Regions from separate parts of the Mus musculus genome. Here region 1 is linked to region 2. Evidence: chromatin loops called from intact Hi-C (ENCODE). Cell type or tissue: left cerebral cortex. All regions are shown on one strand. Links, peaks and the distances in the headings refer to the core of each region. The heading gives the core; the rest is flanking DNA. Region 1 overlaps Kcnt2 (potassium channel, subfamily T, member 2). Region 2 overlaps Kcnt2 (potassium channel, subfamily T, member 2).

The links. Peaks named below come from ENCODE experiments on the same cell type or tissue, not always from the same donor. Only the 100,000 strongest peaks of a DNase experiment are listed, where the experiment ranks them.
Region 1: a loop joins it to region 2, with 12 times the contacts of the local background. A loop is called at or near these places in 3 of 42 quality-filtered maps.

Annotation. Positions count from the first base shown.
Region 1 is chr1:140,484,364-140,497,626 of GRCm38, reverse strand. The region is part of intron 14 of Kcnt2 (potassium channel, subfamily T, member 2); the gene reads right to left. Among named protein-coding and RNA genes, the nearest start is that of 4930590L20Rik, 170 kb to the left of the region's middle. In left cerebral cortex, for the core only: no CTCF peak of the experiment used is centred there; DNase peaks (open chromatin) are centred at 5,230, 6,056, 7,197, 7,619 and 1 more place; H3K27ac peaks cover 2,773 bases.
Region 2 is chr1:140,331,862-140,345,124 of GRCm38, reverse strand. The region is part of intron 1 of Kcnt2 (potassium channel, subfamily T, member 2); the gene reads right to left. Among named protein-coding and RNA genes, the nearest start is that of Kcnt2, 93 kb to the right of the region's middle. In left cerebral cortex, for the core only: a CTCF peak has its summit at 5,597; DNase peaks (open chromatin) are centred at 5,559 and 6,458; H3K27ac peaks cover 1,074 bases.

The DNA of each region.
Region 1 (13,263 bases), core at 2,846-10,845, 150 kb before region 2:
ATTAAAAATGATAATTGATTTTCTATCCACTAGATGGAACTGAAAAGATATTTGGTATTTACTGCATATGTGATTCAATTGCCTAAATTGGAGTGAATTGAGAAAGGCTATACACACTAGCAGAAAACATAATTAAAGGGATCAAGCTCAATAAGAAGTTAAAGTGATCAAAAGTTGAATGTTCACAATTGATAGGTTGGCTAAAATTCACCAACCTTAAAGTTGATTTGTCACATGGTATCTTAAATGTGGGTGTTTCGAGACACTGACTTAATTCCCATCAATTATTGAGAAAATAAAATAAATAAATCCTGATCATTTGGGTAGAAGATTTTTATAGTTTTAGAACTGTCATGTGAAGGAAAGAAATTAATTTGTACTAGTAAAACTGTACATCACAGCTTACAACCATCATTTTCTCATGTCTCATATGTTAAATCTGTACTTCAGAATCAATATACATTTGGAGTCAAAATGAACTTTGTACTGTCTCAGAGTATAGCTGTGCTCTTACAATATACCTACTGTTTAGGTTCTGTTTGAGCACTTCAGTGACTGTAATACGGATGTTCCACTGTTGTGTCTGTACCTTCAAATTAGCACACTATAATGAATTCTACAGCAAAATTACATCCAACAACCATTAACATGATATTTAGGAATAAAGGAATCTTGGGAATTTCCTATTCTGGCTATTTAAGATTAATAGTGCTTGCCCTTTTAAAAAATATTTGTATCTTGGAAGACTTTTTGCTGCCTCTTCCTGTTGTCACTGAATTTGTTCTTTATTTTGAAAAAAAAATCATCTTACCATAAATTTATTGACAAAATTAAGTTCATTAACCGAAATTTATACCATGTTCTAAGCCCACATAAAGGGTTGGTTCAGTGGTAAAGTGGTTGCCAAGAATGTGTGAGGTCCTGGATTTAATTCCCAGCACCCTCAAAAGTTTAAAAATGCTGAGAGTCTGTGCTGTATCATGATATCCACAAATCAGAGCACTGCCTTTGTGAGATAGGAGATGAAAAAAAGTTATTTCAGAACACAATACTCTAGAAACAATTTATAGGTTTCTGCATCTCTTTCATTCACAAAGCATGGTTAGTGAATTAAAAGGAAACTGAAGGCTGTTGTTTAAACTGTCATGCGTTGAATATAGAGTTAAAGGACAAACTTTAAAAAATTAAAATAAAGGAAAAAACTGTAGCCACCAAAGAATTAACAAATTAACAGACCTGTGCCCTTGGTAATGGGATTGTGTCAGTGACTACTAATTTAGTTACTTTTTAACTTCCTTCCTTCCCCAGTATCCTGTTCTCACATTTCCCAGCTAGCTCTCCACTGTTTACATCCCAAGTTGTTTTTAAGGCTAGGTTCTTATAGGAGAAAGAACATGTGATATTTTCCTAAGAAGTTTTCTCTACCGGGACTGTTCTAAAACTTGAAAGTACTTTTTTTTCCTGGGAGAAGTTTCTCCTATTTATAATCTGCATTTAATCAGACCACTTGTGATGGTTTGTATATTCTTGGACCAGGTAGTGGTACGATTTGGAAGTGTGACCTTGTTGGAGTAGGTGTGTCACTGTGGGTGTGGGCATAAGATTCTCACCCTAGTTGCCTGGAAGTCAGTCTTCCACTAGCAACCTTTGGATGAAGACATAGAACTCTCAGCTCTGCCTGTGCCATGCCTGCCTGGATGCTGCCATGCTCCCACCTTGATGATAATGGACAGAACCTCTGAACCTGTTAGCCATCCTCATTAAATGTTTTTTTTTCCCATTTTTTATTAGGTATTTAGCTCATTTACATTTCCAATGCTATACCAAAAGTCCCCCATACCCACCCCCCACACTCCCCTACCCACCCACTCCCCCTTTTGGGCCCTGGCGTTCCCCTGTACTGGGGCATGTAAAGTTTGCAAGTCCAATGGGCCTCTCTTTCCAGTGATGGCTGACTAGGCCATCTTTTGATACATATGCAGCTAAGGTCAAGAGCTCCGGGGTACTGGTTAGTTCATAATGTTGTTCCACCTATAGGGTTGCAGTTCCCTTTAGTTCCTTGGGTGCTTTCTCTAGCTCCTCCATTGGGGGCCCTGTGATCCATTCAATAGCTGACTGTGAGCGTCCACTTCTGTGTTTGCTAGGCCCCGGCATAGTCTCACAGGAGACAGCTATATCTGGGTCCTTTCAGCAAAATCTTGCTAGTGTATGCAATGGTGTCAGCGTTTGGATCATGGGATGGATCTCTGGATATGGCAATCACTAGATGGTCCATCCTTTCGTCACACTTCCAAATTTTGTCTCTGTAATTCCTTCCATGGGTGTTTTGTTTCCTATTCTAAGAAGGGGCAAAGTGTCCACACTTTGGTCTTCGTTCTCTTGAGTTTAATGTGTTTAGCAAATTGTATCTTATATCTTGGGTATCCTAAGTTTCTGGGCTAATATCCACTTATCAGTGAGTACATATTGTGAGAGTTCCTTTGTGATTGGGTTACCTCACTCACTTGCCTTGATCATGGTGTCTGTTCACAACAGTAAAACCCTAAGACACCATGTCAATTTAAAAATCTTTTTTTTTTGTCTCAAAATTTCTTATATTCAAGTTTTTAATCTTCTATGCAGTTAGGTCCTCATGTATAATTTCTCTGAACTTGTATTTAAAATCCTAACCTAAAACATAAGCTTTTATAATATTAAATACTTCAGAAAAGTTTAGCAATAACATCTCTAATTTCAACAAATCTTCACACATTCTCTTTTACAACTTTTAGTTTTCAATCATCCTGATAGTAAGAATTATATTCATTTTGAGCTCTTTTAATTTCAGGATTTATTTGTTATGATATTTTTCTCTCTAAGAGGAATATATAAAAATTCATTTTCATACATCTTATCAGGAAGAATTTTTGTTACATATTCTAAAAATTAAAACCAATTGTGTCAAAAATAGCCACAGCATTTTATATATTTAAACAACCATTCACATGGCTATATAAATCTTTAATATCTTTCTACATTACTTGAATTTCTAAATTTTTGAAGCAACACTAAATATCTTAATGTACTTTTACATGTAATTTTGTTTTCATTTATTATAATATTATTTTTAATATATAAATCTATACATATGTATGATTTTCATTTTAATTTTTAATAATAATTTTGAACTAGTTTTTAAATTTTAACTGTGACTATGAAAAACACCAAGTCTAGCCTATTTTCATACATAATCTTCATTCAAGTAAAGGTCACTGTCCTAAACCAGTACACCAGCAGAACTATATCCAATATGATGTTATTCAGCAAATAAAAAAATGCATTTTAGAATTTGTAGAATTGGATATTGAGATAATAAAGTATCCATTTTTCTTTGAAGAGCATCTTTAAAATGGCTGGTTTCAGTTCACACTGAAACAGAAGGGAACATGTATTCTCATTATTGAGGGTCAAGAGCCAATCCAACATTGCTTTGCAGAAAATATATGCCAGACATTGAAAATAAATAAGTAAGATACTTATTTTAGAGGTTAGAAGGTCACAGTGGGTAAGGTGGTCGCTGTCTGAGCATGAGGGCATCATGGAGAGGCTCAGCTGATAACTTAGGCTGTAGAAAACACTGGGCTTAGTATTAACAAATAAGTTATTAATGTTCAAATCACATGAATATAAATCTATGAAAAATTGGAAGAGTCAAGAATCACTGTCCACTCCCTTGCATGGGATCCTGACTGGTTACCATCAATATTCACCCTATAGTAGGAAATATAGAGAATAATTTGGAAAATATTTTCTGAATTCTGTCCATAACTCACTATTTGCTAAACTTATTTAAGTAAATTATAATGTTTTTCCCTTAGTCTCTTTTCATGGTTCAGATAGAGAATCTCTTTTTATGGCACAAAACTGATACAAATTCAGAGTGGTCTGATACATAACTATTGGAATTATTAATGAATCCTTGTAGAAAGCAATGAATATAAAAATATTTATATTATCATTTAGATTTGTTATTGTTTTAATTTTTGGACTTTCAGGTAAAAACATTTATAACCATTTAACAGATGAGTATTTTTAATTTGGCCATATCAATTAATTATTTTTTGTCATGTAAAACATTTCAAAATTGGATTTAAAGACATAAAGTAAACATTAAAAAAGAGGTAGAGGACTAGAGAAGGTCACCTGCCATTGATCTGTGCCCTCTCCATGCATAGAGGAAGAGCAATAGATGATGATGGTGATGATGATGAACAAGATGATGAGGAAGATGAATAGACAGGCTACCCATATTACATATACACACACTCATACACACACCCACACACAAATAAACACACACTCATACACACACATCTGTACACCAAAAATCAAAGCTATACTAAGAAAAATCTTATCATCTTATTTCCACCGATACACTTCTAATTTAAAATAATTTTAAAGTTATGGGCGTGTAGGAAACTGATGAAGAAGAGGAATGACTCTTTCTTTGGTCTTTCTACAGAATGAGGTTACTATTTTCCTTTTCTAGGAATCTACAATACCAGAGCCTCCTGGGCCTTGGCTCCTCCTATTTTGGCATCATCTGAAATACCATGGCAGTTGCTTTCCTCGACATTGCTTACTTTCACCTCTCAAAAAACCAAGAAAAGCTCTCATCTCTTATCATTTTGATCATGAAACGTGTTTAATTATTTCTTGGTCATTTTCAACAAAGTCTGGGGAAGGAGTAAATTAAATGTGTAAGGTTCACAAAATACCAGGATTCAGAGGACTAATTAAGCATATTCTTTATGGCACTCATTCAATTAATGCCTAATGAACACTTATGTTGTACAAAAGAACTTTCCAGAGATATAAAATGTCTAAGTAAAAACCTCTATTTGAATTATTTTATAATCAAGGAGGCAGGAACATAAAGACCTGTGCACAAGGGCATAATACATATATATTGGTCAAACATAACAAAATTCATTGCAAGTTTAAAGAGAATAAATCACATCAAATTAGAAAGTTTAGAAACATCCATAAGGAGAAAGAACCTTTGATATAACAAAATCTTCCAGGAAGGGAGAAAGAGTGAATTTAAGGCATAGGGAACCACATTTAAAAAAGATACAGAAGGCGGAAACTACAAAGTATATTTAGTATATGTTATTTGGAGAAAGTGCTATACACAAGAGAACCATGGGAGATAAGGAGGTAAAAATAAGCCAGGACTCATGCACAGAATGCCATAAAGACATAAAATGGAAATGTTTCAATCTCATTTGACGATGAATGTTAAGCTATTAGAGGCTCCCCAAGCAGAGGACTGCAAGGCCACTACTCTACACAGATTTCTCAAAATGTGTTCCACAGGAGGCCTCCAGTTAATTCTTTATTAGTGTACTTAAGAAAATCTCAAGTAAACACGTGGACTGAGAGAGACCTAAAATAAAATGCCATTCTGTGCAAACTCTCATTATACATTAGCCCATATAAAAGAAATTTTCAGCATGTTTAAAGAACACATCACTTCCCCTTTCTTCATTTAGAGTTCCACTCTTGAAGTTCTTATTATAGTTGTTTTTATTTGTTGGTTTTGAGACAGAGCCTTTTTTAGCGCAGGATATATTTAGCATTCCCAGTAATATGGATTGTTCCTTCCTGTTCCAGATCACCCTGCCTATGCCTGCAAGCATCAGGATTGCAGGTATGTACCACCACAACTGAATACTTCTTTATGTTATGAAAGAAATGGATAAAAAAACCCACCAGGCACAAACAGAAACTATTGTGTTTCTTAACTTTTGTGATCAAAGGATCACATTTCTGTGGGAGTGTTTGGAACTGGATACACCCCAGAAAACAAGAACAGTTTGTGGATGGAATCCCAAAGAACCCACCACACTCACACCCCCTGACCATGTTAGGAGCCAAACAGTGCACTCCCTTCAATCCACATGTCCAAGCTTGATTCCTAGTAGCTTGGGACATGGCTGCATTTGGCAATCAAGCCTTTGAGGAGGTGTTTTCAATAAACTGGGACTGTTGCAAGGAGTCCTAATCCAAGTTGACATGTGTTCTTAGAAGAAGGTGAAATGTGGGCACACAAAAAACAGCAGAGGTGTGGGCTCATTGAGGAGACACCATCTGAGGAGCTAGAAAAAGGCAATCAAGGAGACGGAGCACTGATTGGCCTTCTGGCTTCAAGAACTTTAAATAAATGAATTTCCTCTATTTACAGTCTCCAGGCGTTTGTATTACTTGAATAACATGTTTTGTTATTATTTTTAGTGGCCAGTGATGGTCACAATACATACATACATACATACACACACACACACAGAGAGAGAGAGAGAGAGAGAGAGAGAGAGAGACAGAGACAGAGACAGAGACAGAGACAGAGACAGAGAGACAGAGAGACAGAGGGACAGAGAGACAAAGAGAGACAGAGACAGAGAGAAACAGAGAGAGAGACACTGAACACACAAGAAGAGGAATGAAAGAGAGAGACAGAGAGACAGAAAGTTTGATACCAAAATTACCTATAAATTCTCCTGAACCTGTAAATGAGAATATGTTTATGGCCTAAATGTCATCCAACAGAACAGGCTGTCGAAGTTGAATAAGCAGGTAGAGCCCATTTAGGTCATTAACAAGTTCTGTGGGGTTCTAAGTATAAAACTGGGTCTAATAGTAAGTGTTAGCCACTGAGCTCCTGTTGAGTACTGGAAAACTACACTCTATCTGAGTTGGACAGGGGGTCAAAATGAAGCAGTGGATAATTAATCATAAGTCATAGTCATTGAAAAGGGATATTTCTTCACTTTGTTGCAGCTGAAGTTCAGCATGCTGGAAGTGATGTGAAGCAAAGTCATAGGAAGAAAGATACATGATGGAACCCTCAGAAAATCACATCAAAATATATGGGTGGGATTAGAGAATCAGATCATTTTTAAAGATATGTCACATCATTATTTTGAAAAAAAAAAAAAGACCTCATGTTGCCAAGGCTAGATTCAAACTTATGTAGCTACAGATGGCCTTAAACAATTGATCTTCCTACATCTACCACACAAATATTGGGATTATAGATGTGCACCAATAAAAGACCTGTTCATTTGTAATGTGATGTGCAGTGGATAGAGCCCAGTTGTCCATGCATGCTGAGCAGTGACTCTTGCAGCTTAGGCACATAGCTAGTAAATAAAGTTCAACTTGTATATGCTGATTTAGATTAGCTAACATATTCAAAACTTGTTATGTCTATGTGAGTGTGTGTGTGTGTGTTTGTGTGTGTGTGTGTGTGTGTCAAAGAGATAGAGACAGAGATAGGCAGAGTGAGAGTCTATGTATGTGTGTGTGAGAGAAAGAGAGAGAGAGAAAGAGAGAAAGAGAGAGAGAGAGAGAGAGAGAGAGAGAGAGAGAGAGAATGAGACTTTTAAAGTTAAGTCACAGTACCCCTTGCAGTCACTGGCACGCTATTCTAAACAGTGAACTAGATTTTCCAGATTTCAAAATGTAGTCTTCTGTCACAGTTTTGAGTGTGAACCTTCCTATGGAGCTAAAAATAGTCCCTGTGAGCATTATCTCCCACCCTTTTCCTCCTTTCCTTTCTGGCAGCCAGGATGGTAATTATAATCCCTATTACTTTTGAGAAACTTTCTCTTCCACCCACATGGCAGCTGATTCCCTGGGCTCTCTGCAACAAGCTCAGGGAAAGATAAAGCTGCTCACTCATCGTCTACATTTCTCATTTCCCTCTTTCTTTTCTTCACTCCCTGGTGGGTTTCCTTGGGCCTTTTCCTGGAGCCAAAACACTGGATTCTCCTTTTTTTTTTCTCATGGGTGTTTGAACATAGTGAATGTGTGGGTGCTTGGGTAATATGCCCAGGGATTGGCTTATGGCTAATGTCTCACTTGAGGTCATTAACCTACTTCCTAAGTAGAGAAAAGGGGCAGGCTCTGCCCCATGTAGCACAAAGTCTCCGAGCACTAGGGCATAGCAAGCATCTTTGCCACCATTTGCCTTAGTGTATATTTTCTACAAATGAATGCTTTCTTAAAGATTTTTCTGAGTGAACTCTCCCCGACCACACAGATTGTAAACCTTTAAAACCCTTCCAAGTTAACCTGCACCAGGTGATGAAATATAACCACCCTTTCTTTTTTTCTACTACTGTGACATTTTTAAAGTCTATAAACATGGGATTCTGCTCATACTTTCTATGTATCTTTTTTTCTGTTTATTCATAATAGGAAAATGCTTGCAGAAAAATTAAAGAAACTAAGATGGGTCCTTCATGCATTCTGTGAACGTCTGTGATATATTTTAGGTATTTTCCTTGAGGCTATTTCTAGCATTTCCTAGCTTAGGGTATGTTTGTCAGGGTTTTCTTGTAAAGTTACAAGTTTTAAATTGCAGCTAATAAATATCTGGGAAAGGTATGTCAAGAATGCAGTTCTGTTTCTCCTCTAGTTTTTTACCCACTCTCATTAGCACTGATTGGCAGAAGAGCAATATTTATATATTTTCTTATTGTAGTTTCATGACTTCTAGATTTAGTATTGGAGATTTTTAGAAAGAGAGTTTTACTTTTTCAGAGACTTGAAGTTATTGTCATTCAGATCTTTCACTTGTTTGGTTAGAGTCACACCAAGATAGTCTATATTGTTTGTGACTATTGTAAAGGGTGTCATTCCCAATGGAGGAGCTAGAGAAAGGACCGAAGGAACTGAAGGGGCTCGCAGCCCCATAGGAGGAACAAGAGTATGAACCAACCAGTATTCCAGAGCTCCCAGTGACTAAACCACCAACTAGCATATACATGGAGGGACCCGGGGCTTCAGCTACATATTTAGCAGAGAATGGCTTTGATGTTTATCAATGGGAGGAGAAGCCCTTGGTCCTGAGAAGGCTTGATGCCCAAGCGTAGAAGAATGCGAGGACAGGGAAGCAGGAGTTGTTGGGTTGGTGAGCAAGGGTGGGAGGATGGGATAGGGAGTTTTTGGATAGGAGACCAGGAAAGGACATAACATTTGAAATGTAAATAAAGAAAATATCTAAAAAAAAAAAAAGAGAGAAGAAAGTTTTAAGTTTCCTTTATCCATTAACTTTTTTATGTTTCCATGTGGATTCCTGGTATTTATTTTATTTCACAGGTTAAAATAATTTTGTTACTTAATTTTTAGCACCATCAGGGAAGCTATTAATTTGGACCTTGTGCCATTTTCTTGGTATTTACACAACACAAGTCCTTGTTTTCTGCCATCAGAGTTACTAGGCTTTCGTTCTATTTTTCCTACAACACTCCTTAATTAAGATATCCCCATATTAAGCATAAACTGCAGGATACCCATGATACACTCAGCAGATCCAAAGCAGATAAACAAGAAGGAAGGCCCAAGCAAGGATGCTTGAATCTCACTTAGAAGGGGGATACAGTAATCATAGAAGGGAGGGTAGTGGGTGTGGGGGGATGGGAAAGGGAATGAGGAGGTGTTCAGGGTCAGCTGTGGGGAGAGACAGAAGAGATAACCAGAGAACCAAGAGAATGAACGCAAATATGAAGCTGGTGGGGGGTTGGGTAGTGTGGGACATTTCTAGGATGTGCTATAAAGCTGGGATGGAAAGACTCATAGAAATGGGAATATGGAACCTGAAGAGGCTATCTCCTGTATCCAGGCAGGATCTTCAGTGGAGGGATAAGGACACCAACTCACCGACAAAATTTTTGAGTACAAATTCTATCCTGTCTACAAGAAATGCAGAGACAAAGATGGAGCAAACACTGAGGGAATGGCCAGCCAATGACCAGCTAAACTTGAGACCTATCCCATGAGCTAGCACCAATCGCTGGCACTATTAATGATACTCTCTTATTCATGCAGATAGATAGGAATCTAGTATAACTGTCTTCCAAGAGGATCTTCCCAGCAGGTGACTGAAATAGAAGCTGAGACTTACAGCCAAACATTGGATGGACCTTGATGACTCTTTTGGAAGAGGTAAGGAAAGAAGGTCCCAAAGTGGATAACAACTCCACAGGAAGACCACCAGAATCAATTAACCTGGACCCTTGGGAGCTCTCACTGACTGAGCCACCAACCATAGCGCATATACCGGATGAAACAAGGCCCCCAGCAACTGCAGCACGTGCTAGTCTGGCCTCAGTGGGAGAAGATGAGCCTAACTTTCCAGAGACTTCAAGCTCCATGGTTGAGTGATACCTATAGGCAGTGCCCCACCTTCTCACAGAAGTAGGCGAGGAGAGCAGGGGGAGGGTCTATGTGAGGGGGAATCAGGAGGAGGGCAGTGATCGAGATGCAAAATGAATAAAGAACTTAAAAAAAAGCCCCAATATCCATTCACTTTGTATCAGAACAATACTGAAGAAGGCTAAAATCGTTCCTAGAAGGATGTCATTTGCTTCTGGGTTCTCTTGAAACACTGTGAAAATTCCATATTATATATTCTAACATACATCTATCTATCTATCTATCTATCTATCTATCTATCTATCTATCTATCTATCTACCTATCTATCTATCTATCTTTCTTTCTTCATAAAAATCATGGGATTATACTCATAGGAAGTGTCACATTTTAGAAGAATATGAGAAGAAAGACATAAATATATAAAATACAACAGAATATTTTGATAGGACAAAAGAAGATAATGTTAGTAGACAATTCAAATAGGGCAGATAACTTGGATGACGTCATTATACCAATGCTATGCCCTTATTTCAGAAGTACACTACAGATACAAAAAGTGTGACTTACAGCACTGCGAATAGTATGTGGAACTGCCTATGCTAATTTTGAAGCTTTTCTTTTTTGGGGCAATCCTAAATTACATCAAGTAACAAGACAAGAAAAGAGGTTAAAAACAAACTTTTAACATAGTATTTTTCATTCTTCCAGGATGATAGATATCTTTCCTCCAGATTTTTAAATGTGTTCCTTTGGTAACTATGTATTTATTTTAATAAGTGTATAATTATTAACAAACTAAGATGTAATGTTCTTATATCAGTGCTTCCATTTGTTTTAAACACATAAACTAATAATATTCAGGAAAGTGTCAGCTACAGCGGACAGAAAGATGCTTTAGTGGGTGTAGGCAATTGTTTCTAAGCCTGACAACCCACAGTACAATATGATACAATACAAACCTGCACCATACTGACAAGTTTAATTAATGCACTAAGTGTTTCTAAGCAAAATTTAAGATGTTTTCCATATTCTATTTATCTTCAATATTTCTCTTATAGTAATGTGTCCATTATGCATAAATTCTTTCCTCAAGGACATATGCAGTTTCATTACACACTAAAAGGATACAGTATTATGTTGTATATAATTATCCATGAGTAAATGCAATCCAAATATGCAATGAGGCATCTTCACACCCAAATATGATAGTTGGAAGCAAAAGGGAAGATTGAGTACTGATGAAACTGTGATCAAATTGGAACCCTGATACAGAGCTAGGAAAACTCAAAATATAATAATTTATTTATAAATATTCTAAGAGCATCCAAAAACTTATTCACATAGTGAGTGACCATATGATCTAGTAATTCTACTCTTAGATTTAACAAACTCCAAATTAATAAAGGCATAATATAGAGACAACACCAGAGTCTTTCATTGTATTAGCAACAACCTGTATGCTGATCCTAGGTTAAACAGAAAAATGAAAGATGGACACTTCTGTTCTGGCATCATCTTAAATCTAAGAATACCATTCATTGTGTGTCATAGTATAGTTAGACTTTGAAAATGTCACTCAAAAATTATCTAACCTGGTCCAGCAACACATGGCACATGGGAATATCTAGCACTGGCAAACCAGCAGAAACAGAGCTAAGTTAGATGGCTGGTCAGGGCTGAAAGGGTGCAGGGAATTTTTAATAATTCTGTGTAGTTTGCTACAATTAAAGAAATGCTGATTACAGACAATATGACTGTATCAAAATGTTCAACTTTAAACATTACTAGGTTCAAAAGATTTTTCTCTACTTTAATTGGACCAAACTAGAATACAACTTGAAAACAAATTATTCCACTCATGTTCTCTTTCCCTCCTTCCACTGCAGAGATGAAACACACGGAACTGTGCAGAATGGAAATATTTCTATTAAGAATTTGTGAAAATTGCCCCTGAGGGAATCTTTATCATCTAAGCAGAACCACAATGCAATTAGAGAAAAGATAGTGAAGTCTCCTTTAAAATACCATTGGGCATTGACTATTTTATATTAGTGACTCCTATCTACCATAAAGTCCAGGGAAAAGAATTTATTCATTCTGAATCTATTTGCTTTTTGTGAATATTTTACTTATTTACATTTCAAATGCTATCCTCTTTCCCAGTTTCCCCTCCGCAAACCCCCTATCCTGACCTCCTCCTCCTGCTTCTATGAGAGTGTTACCGCTTCTACTTCCCTGCCCTGGTGTTCCCCTACACTGGGGCATCAAGCCTTCACAGGACCAATGGCTTCTCCTCCCATTAATGGTGTGAATAATTTTTTATTAGATATTTTCTTTATTTACATTTCAAATGCTATCCCGAAAGTTTCCTATACCCCCCCCCCCGCCCTGCTCCCCTACCCACCCAACTCCTACTTCTTGGCCCTGGCATTCCCCTGTACTGGGGCATATAAAGTTTGCAAGGCCGAGGGGCCTCTAGTAGTTCATTTAAATAACAACTCTTTAACTTATGAAAAAAAAAAAAGACGAATGAACGAACACCTTGACTAAAAGCACACAGTAAAAGTTAACTAAATAATCAATATTTTGCCTGCAATGCCAAGTAATATGAAGCAAAATACATCACAATACAACATTTGTTTTCTAAAATTAAAGCTGTATGTTCACTCCCAATTTTCTTACTTCATGCAAATCAAAACAAATTTTGTATATATGAAATGATAAAAATATGCAAAAGAATATCACATTTTCTAATGACATTGCCTTCTCTCATATACTGCAAAACGCACATAATAGGGTTTACTTCATTACATATAAATATTAAACACTAGAAAAGCACAACCTTGAGGTCAATAGCATACATAAAGCTTTCGTATAAATTTTATTTAAGATCTTATTACTGACAGAATTCCTATGGTAAAGTTTTAATTACTATAAAAGTATTAATCATGGAAATGATGTTGAAAATTAGAATGTAGATCATAATTATTATATCAAGATTAATGAATTATAGCAATAACAACCAAGAGCAAAACTATTTATGTCTTGGGCCTCTTAAGAAG
Region 2 (13,263 bases), core at 1,661-9,660:
GTCTTATACAGCTACATAATAAGAACATGATGAACATACAATCCTTCAGTGTACTGCTCGTCCTCCCAGTGGAGGAAGCGTACAGCAAAATTTTGTTCTGTATTTTCTGTGTGATGTTCATAGAAAAATCCAGATTTAGTGATTAAAATAACATTTGTACAATAAAAGGAAATAAATAATTATATAAATAAATATAAATGAATAGATAGATGAATGGATAAATAAATAAATAAATAAATGCCTTTTCCTAAACTATAACTGGACATTTAGGATAACAGCCCAGGCTCCAGCTGTCTTACCAAGCTTAGCTCAGCCACCTGCAACCATTATGTCAATTAAGGAGATTAATAATGATTAAAAGTAAAGAGAAGCTTATTCAATGTGTCTACATTGGCTGGAGGAACTTGAGGTCGAATGACCCCAAGTCAACTTTGGTCAGAAAAGAGATTTAGGTTTTAAATACAAGAAGAATTAGATCAAGGGTCATGAAGCAAATGTAATTAATCTGTTGTTGTCTGTACATAGTCCTCTTAAACACTGTTCTGGTTGAAGCCCTGGTAGGTATCCCAAAGAATGCCTTACTGTTTGGGGAATCAAGGTTTTCAGATGACTATTTCTGTTCTACTGTGCAGCTCACCTTCATAGACAGCTGTGCTTATAGAATAAAGAGGGGTTATGACTGCAGACAACTCAAGAGTAAAGTTTTAGTCCAATGACTCAATCTCTGACTTCAGCAAAGGGAAGATACCAAACATGATGTTAGAACCTTCAAACCCACAAAGTCTTACTGACATAACTGACTAAGCATAAGCTTAAACAAGGACAGCAGTGATAAGCATGTTAACGTGAACATGAGAAGCCCACAAGACATCATCCCTACACAAACAACCATAGGAAAGTAAGGAAAATTGAGAACAGGAAACATAGTATTCCCCCAAGAAGAATACACCATTGCTTATCCAGTACCAAATGGTGAGTCCTGAAAACATGCAGACAAGCAACAGTATGCAGAAGGAGTAGGTTGTATTTAGGAAAGGAGATATAGACATGATGCCATCATGCTATAATCTCAAAAATAAAGGAAAACCTTCTCAATTCAAAGTTAGGTTTTAAAGTTGGACACAACATGAACAAGCTACACAAAAGAAGACAGTTAAAAAGAAAAGAACATAAGAGATGCCAGGAACTCATCCTGCCTGAGTTGCCTAGTGGTCACAGGGGAGGACTCAATGATTTTGATTGAGAACATCTTCTAAAATGTATTTCAAAGTGTCAGTGGTGATATTTCTGTTTTGTGGCCAGTTAGACTTTTGTTGCTCTAAAATTCCATTTTATTGGGAATCCATTTTCTATCAAGTACTTTCATGATGGGAGTTTCTTCTACTTTAAACATTTTCTAAGTAGAATTCTGTTGAGAAAGGGAAAAATAGCTAATAGTTCAAAATAAGAATATGTAAGTGATTTTAATACATAATTAAAATGAATAAGCACAAGTAAAAACTATAAAATGTCCCTTACTAGAGTAGGAACTAAAAGTGTGGAAAATTTAGGAAGAAATGCAAGCAAGATTATTTTAATGAAGTAATAAATTATCTATACATATGGTCCTGAAGTAAATAGCCCTCAACACAAAACAAAGGACTCATCTCCAAGGGTGGAAGACAGCTTCTTAGCCAAATGGGAGTGAACTATGTCCCGTGGACACAAACTCAAGTTGCCTTAATGACTGTTCTACTGTGGAAGTAGTTAAGTGAGATAAATTAGGCACATAATTAAAGCTATAAATCACTGCATTCATCAAATGTATTGGTAGAGACTACAGATAGCCACTTTCTAGGAAAGTAGGGAAATTCTGCTCTAAGTTTTAGATGTTACAAGATGATATCACTAGTTTCTGTGTAGGGAAATGCTTGTGATTGGCTTCATAAACAATTCCATGAGTTTTATCTGATACTTGGAAGATGTTAGGTCAAACAGACACAGAGGTAGACAATGAATGGGTGTTTAGAGGACTAAAGTGATCATTTTGGTTCTGGTCTATCACCTTTTCAACTCTCCACATTTACAAAGCTCTACTCATTCACTACCTTTGTAGAATATTAATATAATGTGACATTTTTCTGGGCATTTCATTTTACACACACACACTAAACAAAGGCGATCTTGCTACTTGACAATGAGGAATATGTTAGTGAAATCATTTCCACAAATAACCTGGTGTCAACTAACATGTTCTACCTAACCATTTAAATCCCAGCAATGTGGCAGAGGGAGACCTTACACAGTAGTTTGAACTGGGAACATGATGTTCTAACAGGCACTAATTGATAGTAAAAAGACAAATAGACATAAATATCCAAACATGGAAACGGAGAAGTGGTAACTCAATCATACAATGGAAAATTGGAATAGACATGAATGCGTGTAGCTGCATGCAACAAAAAAGGCATTTTGTAACATGATGCTATAGAAAGGATACAAGTTCAAAAGCATTTAAAATCAAATAAATTACTCTGGGAAACATGCACATCTGTTAAACTATATTTTTTTTAAGGTAAGAGAAAGAAAAAAACAGCATAGCATCTGGGGAGGAATCTAAGGAGGAAATTGCTGGAACTAAGTTTTAAGGCAAAGGAATGCATATACTATGCTTACTTTGAACTGTCCCTGGGATGGGTCGCCAATTTCATTGCTACGAGTGTGGGAAATTTACTAAGCAGTACAATAAACAGTATGGTGCAGTACTGGAGCCCTTAACTGTCTTAGACTTTGGCAGCTGCAAGACTTCTCTGCATGACTTGGCCCCCAAGGAGTTGTAGTCACTTAAAAACTGGACGTAAGATAACCATGTGATTCTTCAGTCTGAGGTTATAGATAAGGTCAGATACTTACTTGCTCCATGTAGTCTACTGTTGGAATGTTTTCAGATAATTGTGTTTCAGAAAATGAAGGAATTTGTTACCAAATCATTTCCTAATATTCTCTAAGTTGATTTTGCTTTCTTCCTGATGCCTTTTAGCCTGTTCCTTACACTCCACTCTCTGCACAGGCCTAGATATGGATATATATGGCATTCTCTTTTCCCTGTATAAGGGAGCCCCTTATTTTGTTTTCCTGGGAGTTGCCTTTCTAGCTGCCTACCTGAAGCATCTCCTTTCCTTTTATAATATCATTGCATTGGTAAGCACCTTCTCCAATAGCTCTGAACTCTAACCCTGGAGTTAACTGGAAGTTGCTAGGTCCATGGAATGGTTCCTTGATGCTTTGGTTTCATATCCTGTGATACGGTATTTTGTTGTGTATTTGTCTATTTTCTTTGGATTAACCTGTGACAGCACCTCAACTTTAGCTCAAACTCAGACTTGTTTTCTTTCATGCCTTCTAATACTTAAAACAAATGATAACGTAGCATTGCAGAGCACTTCATAAAATGAAACTTCCATATAAGCTCATGAATAAAATTTTCAGCACCCACAGGAATTTGGTTATAAATGAAACAGTAAGGATTCAACAAGTTTGGGTGACAGAAAAAGACATGAACAGAATATTTTCCTATTTACACAATAAAAGGTTCAAAGGGGGAAGAGTGGGTCTAGAGTAATGACTTAAGAGTTAAGAGTATATGGCTCCTGAAGAAGACCAAGTCAGTTCCAAGTACTGCCAGGAAACTCACAACTAACTCTGAATCCAGCTCCGTTAGTGAGTGCCCAGTGTTCTCTGGAGGTCTAACACTTAGGTTTGATGCTCTCATGTTTTATAATTTATAAGATTCGTTACCATACTTCAAATGGTATTTGTAAAATTTTTCAGATAATATTTATATGGAGATATAGATAAATTAGTGGGACAATCTATTGGGTACTCCAGACTCACCTCAGCTGCAAACAGCTAGACTCGCTGGTCACACCTTCAGAGGATAACCTACAATGCACACTCTGCATGAGATTTGCATCTAGAGAATTCAACGAGGAATACTTACAATTACTACACAATAAATTGTCTATAATGTCAAGGATACCTAACTGATCAAAACCAAGACAGAACAGAACAGAACAGAACAGAACAGAACAGAACAGGACAGGACAGGACAGGACAGGACAGGACAGGACAGGACAGGACAGGACAGGACAGAACAGAACAGAACAGAACAGGAAGAAAGGAAGGGGGAAGAAAAGAAAATATAATAAATTCACAGAAAAATGTGCTGTAGATATATTTCCTTGGGTTATGATATGGCCATGGCCACAATTCAGCAGACCTAGCAAAAGAGCAAACTATAGGTTTTCACTGAATTAAGAACATATAAATAAGAAACCTGTTTTACGTAACAGACCTAATGTGTCTGCCACAGCCTCTAAAAAGAAACAACTGAAATAGTTGATTAAATTGAATAAGCACTTCAGAAACACACACACACACACACACACACACACACACACACACACACACACACACACACACACTTTGAATCATGTCTTTCTGTAGGACACTTTTAAAGACAGAACCAGATAGAACAGGACAGGACAAGACAGAAAAACAAATGCTACAGTGGAGCTATTTTCTTGAGCTGTGGAATGCCATGGCTGTCCTGAAACAGAGGCGCTAAATTCCCTGCTGATAGTCATAGGAAGGAAGTGAGCAAAACCACAGTGATGGTACACTGGCTTTCCCCACTGGTTCCCATAATCTTGATTATAACCTCATTTTAATTTGACCACCTTTTTAAGGAATGCATCTGAATACAGTTACATTTTGAGGTTACAAGAGGTTGGGGTTTCAGTATGTGGATTAGAAAGCAAGGACAAGCTAGGCATGGTGCATGCTTTTAATCTCAGCACTGGCGAAGTAGAGGCGGGCAGATTTCTGAGTTCAAAATCTGGCCCACAGAGTGAGCTCCACGACAGCCCAGACTAAACAGAGAAACCCTACCTCAAAAACAAAACAAAAACAAAAACAAAAACAACCAAAAACCAAAACCAAAGAAAAGAAAGAAAGAAAGAAAGAAAGAAAGAAAGAAAGAAAGGAAGGAAGGAAGGAAGGAAGGAAGGAAGGAAGGAAGGAAGGGGGAGAGGGAGAGGGAGAGGGAGAGGGAGAGAGAAAACATTAAAAAAATGACCCTGGGAAGCAAGCACAACTCAGTCTCTAGCCCTTATTAGCAGTGTGTCTTCCATGAATAATGCCTCCATAAATTAGTGTTTGTTATGCCCCATCTATCTCTACTGAAGTCACAGTTATCACAGTTACCATTCAATTGTACTTCCCCCAAAGAGAAGGCTGAGCTGCAATCTCTCCCTGTTTGTCTTAGTAACAATAGTCACAAAAAAAAAAAAAAATCATGTCTTTATCCTCAAACCACATCCCTTACTTGACTTGAAACTGTTCCCATCTTCATGGCATTTTCAAACCCACTGGGTTGCTCTTGAGTATCCTGGGCTGATCCTTTCTCTTCTATTACTAAAAATAAGTTCCCTTTTATAGTTAAACTCAGAATGTATTCCCTAGATACACCCCGGATTGCACAGTTTATTTCCAGCCCAGCCCCTCCTCCCATTTTATGTATTCGACTGCCTACTCAATTTTTCTACTTGGCTCTCTAGTGGACATTTTCAAGCCAACACATCCAAACGTAACTAGATTCCTGGTTTTCATTTCTGAAAGTTGCTTCTTATGTAAGCTGATGTCAAGTACATCCATATGCTTCAAAAAAAATCATCCAGGCAACTCTCCTTTCGCAAATGAGCATTCTCCTCAAAGGTTCTTTGAGTAGTAAACATTGTTTCACAGACAAGCAAAAGAGCCAAATCAATGCTTTTTGACAAGGTTCAGAAAGAGCAGCAACAGAGACATAAAGATGTTTCAACTTGCCTTCAAGCAAAGATTTACTTTCAACAGAAGACAACGAAAAGGCTAAACTGTAAGTGAAAAGGTGAAAATATTGAACCCAGCTGAAGCTTCACCCAAGTAATCAATCTACAAAATTCATGGCAAAACGCTGCGTACACATCATAGAAATCATGGTGATGTACAATATCTTTTAGTGCTAGACATAACCATAGATTAGAGCTGACTGAAAAAAAAAAACCCAGATCTCATCTGTACTATGAGAGATATCAATGACATGGAAGATAGTTCTATAAAGAAACAACCACAACAACAAAAAACTATCCACCATATTTTGCCCTGAGGGAGCCACCCTAATCTATCCTCTCATTTTCTATGCTCAGTCTTGCCTACCCTCAGCTCCCTTATTGCATCTAGGATACAATACAGATTCAGAATTGGTTTAAGCGACAGCAAAATTTGTCATTGTGTAGCTTTTAAGGTCTCATTAAACAGTAAGCTCCATGAAAGAAATACTAAGCAATCTGCTTATATGTCCATGGTCAGTGCCTGGAGTACAGTGTATATTCACAATATAGATGAAATTAAAAGTTACTCTGTAGTACTTCCATCTAACACCCCATTAGCATCCAAAGTTGACAACTGTCAGCATGAAAAGCTGACAATCTGTGGACACTGCCATCTGGCATCATCTATGCAGAGAAACAGAAATTCCCAAAAAATCTTCCTCCAAAACCCAGAACATGTATTGTTTTTTTAAATTGGAGACTGCAAGCTTCTGATTTGCTGTTATAGATAATTGTTATAGATAAACATACAGCTTCATTTCCAACTACAGAATTATTACACAGATTCCCTACAAAAGTCATTCAGCCCAACATAGAGAAAACTGACATCTCTTAAACTAGCAAGGAGTCCATCTACTTTTTTCAAATCCTTCTTGTTCCCTTCAGCTCGCATCTGTTTTTGTCACTGGAACCTTCCTCATCCGTGATGTACTTAAACAGCACAAATTTATATTTGTCCAGTATTCCATGTTCTTTTCAAATAGTACAAATATTACAAGTACCTTATTTTTGATCCATATCCTTCAAGTGGATCTTAAGAATCTATGCCATGAGCTATAGAACACAGAAAAATCATAGGAAATAAATATGTATATATATATATGATACATATGGTTATCTGTGAATTCAGATAGATAGATAGATAGATAGATAGATACATACATACATACATACATACATACATACATACATATATATACATAATTAGATATTTGGTCATTTGATTATGGAAAGTGTATACTTTTCTTGAACAAAGTAGAGGTAGCTTATTGGTTTACAAAAAGATTGAGAAATAAGAGACTGAAATAGACAGGAAGCTAACAGATGGAATTCATCACTAATAACATCCAACTTTGGGCCTCATCAGGAGTTGATTTGAGGGCATGTTTCTTGCTGTGCCTCTCCAAAGCTGCCAGTATGGGTGGATTTGTGTCTAAAATTATAAGGGCAAGAACTGTCGATTTTGTTCGTTTTGCCTGTTTTCAGAACCCAATGAAGGGTCAGACACACTTATTACAAACTCTTCAATCAAGTTGGTTTTCTGTGGGTATAGTGAATTTTGCTATATAAAATTTACTTCAGTCATGTTTATATTTACAATGTTAAATATGAAGTTCATAATTTTCAACATCTTCTAAATCTTCATCATATTCATATACCTCTTTTGCAGATTCTGTAATATTGGGGCTTATTTAGAATTTCCAAAGAACAATTCCTTCAGTATTCTCAACAACCCAACCAACGAATTACAAATAAATGCTTCTGTTTAGGGGAAGTACTATAAGAGAAATAGTTTACTGATACTTTCAGAATTATTATATTTTGGATAATTTTTACTAAAATGTGTGTTAAAATTTATATGATATAAATATTTATTCAACAATTAAATAAGTCCTTACGTTATATTTAAAGATAGATTTAGTATATATTATCTACATTTTTTTAGAATTAAATTCATTTCAGACTTGATATTTTGTGACATTTTCTTACATAATGAGCTATCTTGAAGTAATTTTATTTGAAACAAAGGAATTAGTGGAGTTGCCTGTACCGCATATACACACAGCCCAAAGGTAAATTTATACATTGTTTTAAATGATATTTTTTTAAAGCAAAGCATCGTCTTGATTACATCTTTGATCTCCAGTTGTTCATGAGTGAATACTGGATGGAGGTGGCCACTAAGCCACATGGAGTAAGACTAAAGGAAGGAGGATCAGTAGAGCTCCAGAAGGAAAAAAAATAGTGAATTAACATTAGCAAGTGATCTTCCCTATAGACTCAAGTACAGAAACAAGAAGGTAGGCATAAACAAGGAAGGTCACTGGAACTGAGGAGTTCAGAGTCAGTGTGAGGGAAACTGGATGGGGAGGAAGAAGAAGAAAAAGAAAAAAGGGTAAAAAGGAAAGAGAGTAGAAGGCAGTAAGGAAGGGACAAGTCCTACCATGAGAAGTAAAATAGAGATCTAGCAAACAATTGTGTTTTCACTAGCATTCTATTTTAGAGCTTTGACATACTTCCATAAATGCTTCAAGTGGGGCAACAATGTTCCACTGCATCCTCTAACATCAGTGCGGTAAAGGGTCATGACGGACAAGGCACAGTGCAAAACAGTTATGCTCATATTAAAGACACAATACTTTACAGAGTTAAGTAAAATATTTGTTTCACTATGCCATTGGTGACTACAATATGAATATATGTGATTACATGTGAGCCTTTTAACTGAGTGTGATACATGCTCATATTTTATATACAGCCATGAGTAAACAACATTGCATTTGACAAGAAGCATATCAAGAGATTATACTGCCTGGTTATGCATGCGGTTGTGTTTGTATGTGTAAGTACACTCTCAGGATATTTAAAAGATGAAAAAATTGTGTGACAATAAACTCATAATGTAACTGTCTTTAAAAAAAGCATGAGAGTGTCTGCAAAATCCTCCATATCATGACCTCATGACCTGCTGTATGCTGCTGTTAATTGAATCCGATATGCTCTTTTCTGCTACTTGGACATTGCCAACAGAAATCATAGCCTGTACCTTGCCTTTTAGTTCATGCTTGGAGTGCTCAGTCTCCAGTATATGCCTCAAACTCCTTACTGTAATAGAAAAAGGGCATTTGAAACAGTAAGCAATCTTCATTATAATAAAAAGGAATGTAGCATTTTTGACAGCTGTTGACAGCATAAATGTAAGAAAGAAAAGACAAAAGTTGATCATACACTAAAACACTGGGCAGAAGCAACTGAAATGAGTGTGAATTATTCACTCATGCAGGGCTACAATAACTCGAAAATGTGAGTGATGTAAAATGAATGATATTAATAATCAAATGAATTTTCTGAAAGTGAGGCCATTATCTTTAAAGTCTCAAGTAGTTTAAAAGCTGCTTGAATCACTTCCATGGAGCTGAATATTAATAGGAAAGCATTATTCTGCTGGCAGATCAGCATGTGCTCTTTAAAAGGAGCCCATATTTCAAGTGTGTGAAAGATATATGCTTACTTATGGAGAAGCAGTAATTTAAATAAGAAAAAAAAACAAAGTTACGATTTTGAAAACTGTAATTAGTTTGAATAGTTTACTATAGAACAAACTTGCCAGAGCACAAGAAGTATTAATAAATACAAAAATATATTAAACAAAACATGGAAGTAAATTTGTTTATCACTGTGACCAGTACATTAAAAACAAAAAAATCATACTTGTTTTGTACAGAAAATGCCACTGAAAAGGGTATTTTTCTCTAGTCCTAATTCTTCAATGATTGCTTTATCCAACAGTTTCTTCCTAAACTCATAAAAGTATAGTGATGTAGAAGTACAAATTATGCACATACATAACTTTACATGAAAATTAAAGGAAAAGCCTCAAAAAGCTAATTTTAACAAACAATTTAATTACCATTTGAATTGACAACCTTCAAAATATATTCATATATTGCTCATCACACCATAGGGACCCAGTTTAGCATGTAGTTGTAATGACATGCCTTCCACATGGGAGTAGATGTGTTTTTCACTTGACACTGTTGAAATTTTCTGAGCTCATATGACTTTCCTCATAACCAAGAGACAGGTCAGGCTCAGGAATTTCAGGCAATTGCCGGAGATCACATTGCTAATAAACTCAGAGCCAGGATCTAAGAAGAGCGCAGCTGTTAAACGGAAGAAACATCTCTCTTCACTTCTCCTTTCTTACATTTACTTGTAGGAACACTAGATGTGAAGTATACAGGTATCCCTATGACAGTCTTTAGAATGAGATTTTGCCTATAGATGTGTAAATGAAATGCAGACTGGGACAAGAGACTTGAATGCAGGTGGCAAAGGAAGAATGTGTGTGCCTGATTCTGCATCATGTCCTGCTTATGTAGTATATTTCTTCTATCTCTCTGACTTTTCTAGCTTCAAATGGGCTTTAATTTCCTACCTAACAAAATTAACCAAAAGTTAATGGTTAGTAGTGATCTGTCAGCTGTCATGTGGCTGTTCACAGTCTTTAAAGGAGTTTGTATACAATGTGAAGGTCTTTTATACATACTTCTTGGTTACAATGGAATGAATTTAACCAGAAAGAAGGAAGGAAAGAAGGGAGGGAGGGACGGAAGGAGGGAGGGAGGGATGGACGGAAGGAGGGAGGGAGGGAGGGACGGAAGAGAATCATGTATTATTTTCAATTATATTTCACCAATGTTGTACTCATTGTTAACTTACACAATAACAAGGAAATTTGGGGTTTTATATAAAATCACATTTTCTAGAAAGAATCAGAAGGAGCCACTGGATCATCCTGAAGAAGCAATTTACTCAGTGTTACAATGTTTGGTAGTCAAGTATTTACAGGTATTGAAGTACTGTCCTTTGATACTAATTTTTTTTAACTCCAACTTCCTCTGAGCAAGCATTTTAATAGCAAAACAAATCGTGTGTGATTTCCTTCATCCTGTCTTTGAGAAGTGTTCAAACAAGTTTAGAATAGAAATGGCAGTATGGATTTCCCTTTCCCAGTAATATATAAGACAATGTCATTGCTACTGATGAAAAGCCAATAAGAGATGCAATAAATCTTTACTCATTATAGGCCATAACTCACATGCTCCTCTAACATAGTTCATTTGCAGTAGATGTGTTTTAGTTATAAATGTTGATCATAAATCACATAACCATTAATGGGAATCGGATTTAACCTGGGTGTGGGGTTTCCTATCTGCTGCAGCATCACTGTTTGTCATTAATAAAATTGGTTAGCACTGCCCTTGCTCATTATCTAGAAATATTCCCTTGACAGATGACATCATAGTATCTGTAACAATTCCATCTGCAATACTGGCAGCCCAGCCCAAAAAGCTCTGATAAAAGAAGCAGAGGCAGATATTTTGAGAGAATGCTATACAAGCCATTGAAGAGGAGCAAAATTCGGAGCTGATGTAGCTGACAAATCACATAACCTTCTTTTTTCATACACTTGCTGTTATCAAGTATTTAATTTGAACCTGAATATTAACGTAGATAGTGAGACTAAATGGGATATAGAGCAAATGCTAAATGTAACATATTTAAGTACCTTCTTAAGTAATAATGTTATAAAAAGAATACTATGTCAAGTTAGAGTAACAGTAATGATTTCAAATGGATGTGTGCTATGCAGTCAGGAGTATAATATGTAGTCAATTATTTTTCAGTGTCTCAAAAATATGTTGTTGGAATTAGTATTGGTAACATTGAAGAGAGCTTTCAGAAATGCATGTTTTGTTAATCATCAGAATAGATAAAGCATGCAAAATGGATTCGCTAAATCTGCACATCACTAACAGAACGCTCTGTCTTAGAAATCAAACAAGTAATTATACCTTTAACTATGTCAACAAAAAACATATAGACAATTTTTGATCATTTCAACCCTTGGTATTTACAACTTAACCTACATTACCTTTTTCTTGAATCAGATAAGGATGGCTGCAGTCTTGGGAAAGGCACAAATGTAGATCCACAAGGAACTAGCTTTGGAGACATATCTTCTCAGGTATTGCTCTAGAGAGAGAAATTTACAGCCACAGACTCCTTTCATCCAGAAAAAAAAAATGATCAAAGGAGCCAAGGATTGAGCTTTATCATTATTTTTTTAAGGATGTTTGTACGGTGTAAACATTTCGGGCTCAGCAGCTGAGTCTAGTTTCTTTAATGCTATCTTTGATTCAGCATTGCTTGACAGACTATTAAGGAAATGTTGATGATGCAGGAAGGCCAGTGTGCTGGTTAACATGATTATTTTACAGAGCACTGTGCATTCATTAATAGCAAATAAATTCTCACAACCTTCTTCTCTGCTTCTTTCTCAAATCTTTTATTTAGATTTGTTTCTTCTCAAGACACTTGGTGGTAAAAATAGAGAATATAACACTGTGTATATTTCACAAAATGTAACCTATGATCTTAACCTCAGTAAACACAATGAGATGTTAATTTTAAGAAGTCTGATACTACTGTACTGTCTGCTGTAAGCAAGTTTCCAAAATTGAAAAAATATTTAGTAATTATATCTCAAACAGTACCTACTGAATGCCTGAGGCACTTAAGAACTCAATAAATAGAAGTCTTCTGTAAGTATATCAAAATTGCACAATACTAAAATAAGATAAATATATACATGGTAATATAATATATATGAATAAAGTATATATATACATATATATATATATATACACATATATACATGTAAATTAGTAAAATGTAAAAAAAGGACTGAGTACAAATCATTAAATTGAAAACTGGATGCTAGTAAGATTTTTAAAATTTATATGAAAACACTGGTACAAAGACTCATAGAAATTTTTGAAACTATTTTTTTTGACATTTAAAACAATGTAATTTCTCATTAAGAAAATTCTAGTTACATTTTTGGTAGACAACAGTGTCTACCAAAATTGAAGCATTGCAATCACAAACAATATTGGAAATATAAAGTGAAAAGCTAATAACAAACAAATATAGGCTACCAAGCACTGTTATAGTGTAAATCTGTTTTGGTGAGTTGCAAACACGGATGTACAGAAATTTGTTCTTTTAGAATTTGGAAATTTAAGGTGAATTATTTATTTTAAAGTTCATTGTTATTGTTTTAACTCTTCTGGTCCTATGTCATAATGCCAAAAGTTCATTGTTATTATGTTAACTCTTCTATTCCTTCTATGTCATAATGCCAAAATAATGCTTATGTAATAAAAAGAAAACAAAACCAAACAAAAATCATGTTGTGGTAAATATTGACTGTCAATTTGAAAGCATCTAAAATAACTGAGAAGGAAAGCCCTGAGGAAGGAGAAATTACCTAGATAATGTTAGCCTG